Linked DNA regions of Mus musculus: regions 1, 2 and 4 are each linked to region 3. A link is a loop called in an ENCODE intact Hi-C map of the cell type or tissue named here. Cell type or tissue: left cerebral cortex. All regions are shown on one strand. Region 1 has its middle 210 kb from the start of Gm39155. Region 2 has its middle 88 kb from the start of Gm39155. Region 3 holds the start of Gm51527 (a long non-coding RNA gene). Region 4 has its middle 110 kb from the start of Gm22140.

What was found. A loop is a pair of places that touch in the nucleus more often than their neighbours do. Peaks named below come from ENCODE experiments on the same cell type or tissue, not always from the same donor. Only the 100,000 strongest peaks of a DNase experiment are listed, where the experiment ranks them.
Region 1: a loop joins it to region 3, with 4 times the contacts of the local background. A loop is called at or near these places in 2 of 42 quality-filtered maps.
Region 2: it touches region 3 in a loop (9-fold over the local background); 3 of 42 quality-filtered maps call a loop at or near these places.
Region 4: it touches region 3 in a loop (7-fold over the local background); 6 of 42 quality-filtered maps call a loop at or near these places.

What each region holds. Positions count from the first base shown.
Region 1 is chr8:32,539,159-32,541,658 of GRCm38, forward strand. It overlaps a transcript of Nrg1 not described here. Among named protein-coding and RNA genes, the nearest start is that of Gm39155, 210 kb to the right of the region's middle. In left cerebral cortex, no CTCF peak of the experiment used is centred here; a DNase peak (open chromatin) is centred at 987.
Region 2 is chr8:32,658,039-32,660,538 of GRCm38, forward strand. It overlaps a transcript of Nrg1 not described here. Among named protein-coding and RNA genes, the nearest start is that of Gm39155, 88 kb to the right of the region's middle. In left cerebral cortex, a CTCF peak has its summit at 1,552; DNase peaks (open chromatin) are centred at 1,485 and 2,449; H3K27ac peaks cover 370 bases.
Region 3 is chr8:32,882,588-32,885,087 of GRCm38, forward strand. It overlaps Gm51527 (a long non-coding RNA gene), which reads left to right and starts at 609. Exons shown (of 2, transcript XR_003947373.1): 1 at 609-1,128. It also overlaps a transcript of Nrg1 not described here. In left cerebral cortex, a CTCF peak has its summit at 1,363 (motif pointing left); DNase peaks (open chromatin) are centred at 571, 1,453 and 2,139; H3K4me3 peaks cover 2,500 bases; H3K27ac peaks cover 2,397 bases.
Region 4 is chr8:32,291,577-32,294,076 of GRCm38, forward strand. It overlaps a transcript of Nrg1 not described here. Among named protein-coding and RNA genes, the nearest start is that of Gm22140, 110 kb to the left of the region's middle. In left cerebral cortex, no CTCF peak of the experiment used is centred here; DNase peaks (open chromatin) are centred at 1,333 and 1,697; H3K4me3 peaks cover 1,604 bases; H3K27ac peaks cover 1,658 bases.

The sequences.
Region 1 (2,500 bases), 340 kb before region 3:
TTGACCCATTAAGATGAGTCTAAGAACTACTCAGATATCCTTTTGAGATTCTGAACCTCTAAGCTGGTTTTGTCTGGTGATTTTACACAAAAGAAAAAAAAATGAGACAAAGGTAAAGCTCCTTTAGGACAGTAGTTATGTGATTCAGGGCCATTTTGTCAAAACTTTCCACTGAAATTGGGCCTCAATAAGTATTTGCTTTAGTGAGTTTTTAAAACCTAAGAGTTGTATACTCCTAATCCGATTATTTCTTTCAGACAATAAAAAATAAAGAAGATCTAAAATGCTAACATTATAAAGCCTAATCTGGATGCTGAAAGATCATTTCAAGACACAAAGGTCAAGGAACAAAAACTTAATTTCACAGAGGAATAAAGATAACTTATCGTGCAATCAATATGTGTGAGAGCCTGAATCAGACATTGGATAAATGGTCTTCATTTCTTCTTCACTGCAAGGCTGCAGGGGAGGGGTTTACATTCATCAAATGTATGAAAAATTAAGCCCAGAGAAAATAAATGATTTCCAGGGTTGAAGAAGGACAGCAAAGGCAGCTCTCCAGTCATGTCTTCCTGACTCAAGTACCTCCTGTTTCATTGATGTAGGTTTTGTTGTGAGAACTAATCACCCACAGCATGAAAAATTCAAGCGACAGGGCCATTCAGCTAGCTCAAAATCTCCTTAGCTTCCTAAGAGTCTTGATGAATGTATGGAGGCATTAAATAATTAATAGCTCAACTGCTTTCTTGGATAAACCAAAAATGCTGGTGTTGCTATTGTCTGACTCTGAATCTTATATCAGAATATTTCAGGTGTTAGATAACAGGAAAAGCACTCATCTCAAAACTCAGATCTTCTTCACTTACTTCGGCCCTGATTCATGGCTTGGCTGAAGACCTAGATCTCCTTTAGCTGTGTGTGGTTTTGTCCACATTTTGAGGAGACTCACTGAGTCCTCTGTACAGAACCTGTTCTTGACTGTTCCAAGTCCAGTATAAGTCTCTGCAATCAGCAATAAGTACCGATTTTAAAATGCAATACAGTTATACAAGAAGGATGGAGCCCCGATGTGGTAACGCATGAGTCATGCTACTTTCTTCCTGGTAAGTTACAGTTATACAAGGTTAGGAAGTAGCAAAATTTTTCCTGAATTGGTTATCATCTATAAGAGTTTTTCTAATTCTTTTTTTTCCCCTTTGGTTTTTAAATCTAGTTAAATTTACAAGCAGGTTTTCATTAGATGTTCATTGCATCTATCTGGTACCTTTAATTAGCTTTAATTAGAAGTGTTACCATATTGTGTTTTGAGTATATGCCAATATCATCTCTCTCTCTCTCTCTCTGTGTGTGTGTGTGTGTGTCTGTTTCTCTCTGTCTCTCTCTCTCTGTGTCTGTTTCTCTCTGTCTCTCTCTGTGTGTGTCTGTCTCTCTATCTGTCTGTTTCTGTTTCTGTCTCTGTCTCTCTCTTTATGTGTGTCCCTCTCTCTGTCTCTCTGTCTCTCTCTGTCTCTGTCTCTCTCTGTGTGTGTCTGTCTCTCTATCTCTCTCTCTGTCTGTTTCTGTCTCTGTCTCTTTCTTTGTGTATGTCCCTCTCTCTGTCTCTCTGTCTCTCTCTGTCTCTGTTTCTCTGTCTCTGTCTCTCTCTGTCTCTCTCTCTCTGTCTCTCTCTCTCTCTCTGTGTGTGTGTGTGTGTGTGTGTGTGTGTGTGTGTGTGTGTGTGTGTGTGCTTCCTAAGGGAGAAGGGATGGAAAGAGAGACTACTATATTGCCCTGTATGTTGACATTAAAGTAGAGGATAGAGATGATAATTAATCCTTCTGAGTGAAGGGAAGATAACCTCTGTTAACTAAATGGTATGCAATGATCCTCACCCATGCTCGTCTCTGATGGGGTAGGAGTGACAATGTGATTTCCACATAAATACATACATGCATGCATACATAGATACATACATACATACATACATACATATGACAATGGAGGATGGAGAGTACATCACCCAAATACTCTGAACATCTATATTTCTTCTCTAGACCAAGATAGAAGTCTATAGCTACATGTGGCTATTATGCCCTTGAAATGTACTTGGCTGAGTTTGGATATACTATGAATACAAAATCCATAATGCATTTTAAACGCTTGCTAAGAAAAACTGTAGATGCTCTATATTATATGTTCTATATAATGTTCTATATTAATCATGTCTTAAGGTATACATTTTGGATAAAATTACATTTTAGAAATCTATCTACTACAAATTGATAATTACACATAGGGCTCTTTCTACTGCTCTTAACACACTCATCTGCCTCCTGGAGCAAAAATGGAAGGTAGCTGATAAAGAGGGGAAACAGAAAAGTGGGACATAATAGATGTATTTTGTGCCCTGTCTTTTATTCACAGATCTGAATGCCTGCAGGTCATTCTATGACTGTGGAGTTATGGTTTGACACATATGTATTACACTTAAAATGCTTCCAGAATATGCAGCACCTCCTGA
Region 2 (2,500 bases), 220 kb before region 3:
GATGAGGGAGACCCTAACTCCCCAAAAAAGTCATAAAAGAGAGTCATTCTCTGTCAATGTGAACAAAATCTAGAACACTCAAGGGCACTCCCATTTTCTATCCTAACATGCTAATGAATTCACAGCAAAATCTCACTTATAAAATGCCTTAAACCCCTAAGCACAGTTGGATATTCAGTGAAGCACATTTGAATATCCACAGTGATACTAGCCCAAAGCTATTTGCTTGACTAGAATCCAAACATAGGGATTATGTAAGAAGAGCATTTCAGTTAGGGCTGGGTGATGTTTGTTTTCTAAGCTTCTGTGGGTTGAAGAAGACTGTGGACAAGGAAGAGACACCTTGCATGACAGTGACAGCAGACTCAAAATGTAGTCATTGTCATCCTAAGCAAATCATATCTTTTGAAGAACATAGGTGGTCTTGAAATGATGGCCTCATTGGTGTGAGTTGGATAGAGGCCTTGAAGTAGGAATAGTCATGGAGCTGATAAAGCTGATGCTAAAACTGCTGTGATTCTTTTTTTCAAAAAACAGAGAAGCCCAAAATAACTGTCACCAGTTCCAGATGTTTCTTCCTGTTCTTAGCAAACAATGTTTTACATACCATGACTGTTAGAATGATAAACCAACTGTTCTTTAAAACTCTCATAATTTCAACACATCTGTCTTACTGAGAACTGCTCAAAGCTTGGTGATATTATAGATGCAGCATATAACTATATGTCCTAAAATTTCCCCCAGAATGTCAAGTTCTTTTTTTTGTTGTTCTGGTTTTTGTTTTTTGTATTTTTGAGACAGGGTTTCTCTGTATAACCCTGGCTGTCCTGGAACTCACTTTGTAGACCAGGTTAGCCTTGAACTCAGAAATTTGCCTGCCTCTGCCTCCCACGTGCTGGAATTAAAGGTATGCGCCCCCAGAAGGTCAAATTCTTAACACTATCAGGCAAGTGACACATAATTAAAGAAACAACAGCACTGGGAAGGACATTTGATGGGTTTAGATGTCTTGCATTCAGTCCTGTTCTCTTAGTAATCATACTCAGATTAACATTGACACATCACTTCTCCATAAGATCTCTTGGGAAAACAGAGTCTATCTCTAGCAATAAAGAGAATGTAGGAGTTGTAGGTATGGATCTGGTCCCAAGAAAGAGCTGAACTAATAGAATCCCATATCAAAAGCAAACCTTGCCTGAAAACAGCCCAGTCTCCATGATACAAATGTGCTTTCCCCTTGGTGAGGTCAATTTGATGTTTTTCTGTGGTTTTCAGTTCACAATATCTTACCTAATTCAAACACACAGTAGGGCATGAATTTAAAAGACCATCATAAAGGTAACGTGATAATAAACAAACAAGTAATAAATCAGCATACATTGACTATGTGAAGCTTAAAATGTTTGCATGACTATGCAGCCCAAGAAATCTTTTTCTTCTCTTCATAGCTCTTTTTAGAGGATTTTCTTTGCTGTTATTGTTCTCAACTGTTCAAATTTTAGAAGCTACTCATTTGTTCTTTCCAAGAAACAGCTGAAAACATAATGCAATAATAGCTTCCACCAAAGGCGTCTGTGGCTGGCAAAGACTGGCTGCAATAGTACTTTTACGTAAAGGAGAAAAGGGCACAGAATGTCAGACCATAAGGAAGAGTTGTTTGGAACATAAGGTTAGCCTACAGGAGACAACAACTATGTTCATCCCCTCACAGCTTCTATGACTAGACAGAAGTGTACCTGTGCAATGGGATATGATCCACTGTGTACACTAGATCTATGTCCAGGCTCAAGTAATGGCAACAAATGGTTCCACTATTCCCACTCTCTATGAGAGAGATGCTGCTCCTATTCAAGACAGCTCTTGCTTTGGCCAATATTTATAACATAAAACTAGCTTTTTCTCTGGGAAAAACATATTCTAATGCCCAGTCAGCACAGTCAGCCCCACTCATCTTGGCAGTAGAAAGTTCTAGAAAGCTTGTGTTCCCTTATCATTATGTAAAAGCCAAAGGCTACGATGCTGCTATGCCTCTGATGTCTTGATCATGGATCAATTCATTGGATATTCTGGAAAGAAGTCAAATGTCTAGCAATGTACAAAAGAAAATAAAAAAGCCAACACTAAGGTATCAGCATAATCTTGCTTTGGGAGTTTTCATCAAAGAAACAACACCACAAGAAAATCATGAAAAATCCAAAATACTGACATGAAAGAAGTTGGGATTAATAATGGGACTACAAATGTAAGTGTAAGAGATTTTAGAAACACATCTTGCTCAGAGCTAAGAGGCATTAATCAGAGAGCTGTCATGTAGGAGTTAAGCTTTTCTGTAAGGTGGTATCTCTGCCTATAGATTAGTAGAGCTCTCAGACATCATCACAGAAGTTTCTTTGTACTCTGTGGTTAAAATAGAAGTTCACAGCTAGTCACTGTGGACAGAATAAGTGTGGGTGTGATGATGAGCCACAAATGAGACATCTATAACATACCCTCTCCACCA
Region 3 (2,500 bases):
GTCACGGTAATTTACGGTTTGAGAAGGAGTCCCCGCTATGTGTTAGTAATTATATGGTGATCAGGAAAGGATACAGATATTTAGGTCCTAGAAATTATTTTATGAATGGCAGAAATGCAATTCAACCTCAGACATGTAATTAGACTCTCAGCTTAATTTCTCAAATCTGATCATTTGACTCTCCTGAGGGAATACCCACTGGTAAAATGGGAAAAGCCTGGGAAATCCATGACTAAACTTCTCACCTGAGAGTCTTTAAGGCCTACATATAAAGTGCCACAATTACATTCGTCTGTTCTGACTTCCAGACCAGAGAAAAACAACCTCCAAACCAAAATTCTGTGACCAAAATTCTTGACAGGATTCTCCCAAGAAAAGTCACTCTGTACTCCTCACATACACATAGAAACTAGCTACACGCTCCACCTGTGTGTTGCATATTAGTTAACCCAAAACTCTGCCAGTATTTATAATGGCATCTCACCCTGCCCTTTTCCTCCTCTGGGCTCTCCATAAACAGCCCTTGACGCCTCAGGACCACGTTCAGAAGAAGGCTTGGAAAACAAGCCTGGCTCGGGATTTCTCTTCCAGAGAAGCCCCATCTCACAGGGGAACTCACAGACAGCAGTGCCTAACCACAAGTTCAACAAACCAACACCTAAGAAAGCAACAGCAGCATTCAGTATCAACTTAGGGAACCAAACCCCAAGGGATTCCAAAGTTTTAGGTAGTCCAACCAAAGACCAAACTTGAGATTCTACCCTGAGCAAAAAGCCCAGTAAGTCGGGAACGTAGAGAAATCGCCCGGCCCGTGGCACCTGCGAGACCTCCCCTTCCTCTAAGGAACGCTCGGACCTGGGAGCGCCCGCGCCCTGCAGCCGTCGAAGGGGAGCCCCGGGCCGCCCGGGGGGCATGGCGAGGCACTTACCGCACCGCTTGCACAGCACCCGGCTGACCTCCTTCTTGAGGTTGCGGCCAGTCTCCAGCGGAGGAAACGAGGCTCGGAAGGCGGGCGGCGCGCGGCCGCTACTGTTGGCATCGGGCTCCATGAAGAAGATGTACCTGCTGTCCTCCTTGAGCCGCCCGCAGGACGGGAAGGCTGAGTGGCCCCAGGTGTCCAGGCGCACGGTGAGTAGCGAGTCCTTCTTCAAGCCCCCGGCTTTCACAGCCCACACCTGGTGCACCTTCACCAGATAGGGCGCGGGGTCCCTGGGCTGATCGGTGCTGGGTTCGGGGGACCCGGTGAGTAGGGTCCAGTTGTCAGAGGGCGGAGGGTCCTGTGAAGGTGGCGGGTCCTGGGCGGGCTGGTCCCGCGCCCCTGCCCCTGCCTCGCCTGCTGCCTTCCTGTCGAGTGCCCCCTGCTGCCGCCGCGGCGGGTGCACCTTTCCCTCGATCACCACCGCGGCGCGCCGGGCCAGCTCCTGCACCGAGCCCACGCTGGGCGGGGACGAGTAGCACACCGAGGCCCCCGCGGGAGCCGCCCGCTCGGCCGCCGCCCCCGGAGCCAGGGCCGCGGTCCCCAGCAGCAGCAGCAGCAGCAACAGCAGCAGCGGCGGCGGCGGCGGCAGCAGCCGCAGCAGCAGCGGAGGCGAGCGGTCGGCGGACCCGGGATGCGGGACGCTGGGGCTGGTACCCAGCGGGCGGCGCGGGGCGCGTCGCCATCTCATGGTGTGAGGTGCGTGCGGGCGCCTTGTCGGTGCGGACTCTGCCTGGCTGGCTCCAGCTGCCTCGCCTTGCCTGCCCCCACTCCTACCCTGACCCTCCTCCTTTATTTATTTATTGGGGGTGGGTGGGTAGGAGAGTTGTTTATGGGGAGGAAGGGGAGATGGGTGGAACCACAGAAAGGCAAAGAGGCGAATTTTGGAAAGAAGGAATAAAAAGCAAAAGGGGGAAAAAGCCTTTGCCACCGCCTTGGTTGCGAGAGTGACAGGTTCCCCCCGCGCCGCCGCACCCGAGCCCTGCTGTCGGGGATGCTGTCACCGGAGGAGGAGTGGAGGTGGATGCGCTGCTCGGCGGGGAACAGTCCTTTGTGTGGAGTGCTGCTGCGGCGGCTGCTGGGCTGCGAAAGCAGCGGAGACGAGAGCGCGGGGACAGAGCTCTGGAGGCGGAGTTGCGTGCCTGGAAATCGCTGGGTGGCCGCGGCGACAGCGCCCCGTGCCTAGCCGGCCTGTTTACCTGTGCTGCGAACTCGCCCCGCGCGCTGCCTGCCAGCCCTTCCCCGTGCAGATCCGGAGCCCGGCCGGCTTGGCCCTCCCTCGTCTGGCTGTCGCCCTGACTGCTGCAATTGGGAGGACCGGCGGGCTGCTAGGCTGCAGTCCGAGTGGGCTGCGGAGATGTACTGGGGAGCGAGAGGTGACGCTTCAGTGAGCAGGGACCTGTTAGCCGCTCTGGATGGCCAAACACAGGGAGGAGGCCAGGGTGGGACACAGGACGAGGGTCCTCGGTTAAGAAAAGTTTTGCATGAGCTGGTCACTTGACAGTCAAAAAGGGAGCAGCAACA
Region 4 (2,500 bases), 590 kb before region 3:
GTGGGTCAGGTTTTCTCTATCTCTCCAAGAGTTAGCTATTTCATTTATACATTAAGCCAAGAACATAAAGGAAAATTAACCAGTTATGTAGACTGTTATAAACCCTGATTCCTGGCAAAACTCTTATCCTAGAGGTAGAAGAGAAATGAAGTAACTCAGGAGACAGAGTTAAAGACTCCAGGACACACTGCTTTTGTATCCATTAGCTTATGTTTTTTAAATCTGATTTTTTTTAAAACATAGTTTTAAGTGAGCATATTGGAGTCAGGTAAAGAATTGATGAAAAATTCCAGCAAATCTTCTGTGAAAACTCATGCATATTGATTACAGAAAAGATATACATTCATATGCACATTTTCTTCCTTGTGGCCTGGGAGATAGGGGTGTGTGTGTGTGTGTTCCAAGGTACACTGCTTAATTGTGAAAAAAATGCATAAAGATTAGGGGGAAAGGGCAAATGTATTTTGGTAATAAAGATCTGGATGACAGAAGGGAGAGAGAATCACAAATGTGAGAATACAAACCTTTACATATAAATAAAACACTAACCACAGGAAGAGAACAAATTAAAGTGTATGTTTGATTTTAGCTTTTAGGCCACTAAAAATATAATGTGGCTTTCCCTAAGAATGCCGACAAAGACTAATAATTTGTTTCTAAATGCCAAGAGCACAAGAGTATGTTCAGTACATCACTACTACCTGATATACAGTCTACAACTACAACTCTCCTTTGTAGGAGCGAAAACAAGATGAAATAAATGTATTCCCTAAATATCCACTGGTTTTACTGTGACATGCTGCCTAGAAACATCCTGACCACAAACGCTGTGACTGTCTACAACCTGTGAATGAGGCACAATCGCAAGAGCAGACCCCGGTGTACTTATTTGCCCCAACCCAACGTTACTGAGGCTTGTTTTTCTTTCTTTTGGGTTTACTTAATTCCTGCTAAGATTCTGAGAATGTGAGCTAAAACATACCCAGAGCAGCATGATTTTCCAAAGGCAGCTCTTTGTCCCTTTTTTCCATGCTTCTCAAAAGTTAATCCTGCCTACCAATCATTAAAGGAAGCAGGCCCTTTTACTGTTACACCGCTCTGCATCAGTGTCTATGGGGGTTGACAGAACACACACCCTCTAAGCATCTCACAGCCTTAGGTCCGCGTGTAACTACAACTCATTCGGAATTCTCATTCTAGTTTTCTGCAGAGGCAACAGCACAGCCACAGCGTATAGATAAGAGAGATTTCTTTACCTTTATTTTTAAAAGAGGTTAAAAAAATCATTTCGTGTCTTTTTCTCATGTATCCACAGAGAGAAGGTTAAAACTCCGTAGGTGTAGGTGGTTTGCCTGCCGAGCTGCCTCTGTGGGCCGGGCTCCGTTTACAAAGAAGCAAAAGAAGCAAAAGAAGCAAAAGAGAGGGGAAAAAAAAGGAAAAGGAAAAGAAAAAGAAAAAGAAAAAGAAAGAAAAAAACAACGATAACAAAAAAACCACGATTTTAGAATCTGTTCCAAGCCGTGTTTTGTGGACTGTGATGAATGGCATGTTGCCTTGGTAATTTCAATCTTGTCAAAAGCCTCAGGTTCCCAGCAGCAGAGCCCACCATGATTGGCTCCACCCGAGGGACGTGGATCTCGGGATTCCCTCCTAGCTAGCAGCAGTGACATCACCGCCACTCCTTAGCGGCGCAGGGCTGGCGCGGGAGGAGCGCCGGGAGGGGCGTTGCTGGGGTTTCCAGGGAAACACTGCAGCAGATGGCTAGCCTCAAGGAGCCAGAGCCACACATCTGCAGCGCGGCTGGTGGGGAGGATATTTTTGGAATATCTCTGCTCACTGAGGTCCGGCTAGTTCTGATATTTTCACCTCCATGCCTTTCAACCAGTGGGCTTATTTCTTCCCGAGTTCTTTTATTTCTGGAAAGGGGACTTTCTATTTTTACAGTAAGAACCGAGTCAGAAGGATCCCAACCAATCTTAAACTTCCATACTCCCCAGTTTTCTTTCTAATTCACCGGCCCCTCCTCACCAGACTGTCAAGGTGATTCAAGGAACACAAGGGCACATGTTGCTAAGGTAACGGGATTGAAAACCTGTCTGCGCGTGCAGAAGCATTCTAACCTGGGGTTTCCCTCATTTGCATTTTAAGACTCCTGGGCTGCAGCCTCCATGCAAGCTTAGTCCTTGTAGCAAGAATAAGACACATTTTAAAATAGTGATTGCTACCTCGAGGGTCAGTAAGCAGCTTGTACCACTGTGAGCTTAAATAAATTCAAGAAAAATATCAGGTGCCAACCATTTCCAGCTCCTTGGTGAGTGAACCAGTGCCAGGAAGAACAGGACCCTCTCCTCCACCACATTTTAAAACTGAGAGAAAGGAATTCCCTTTTTGCTTTTCTTCCAGAATTGCCCTTGACAGTATTTTCCAAGGTTAAACTTTGCCTTCACTCTTATTCCTGGTAACTTAGGACATCTCACTCCACATTCACAACAAAGGAGAT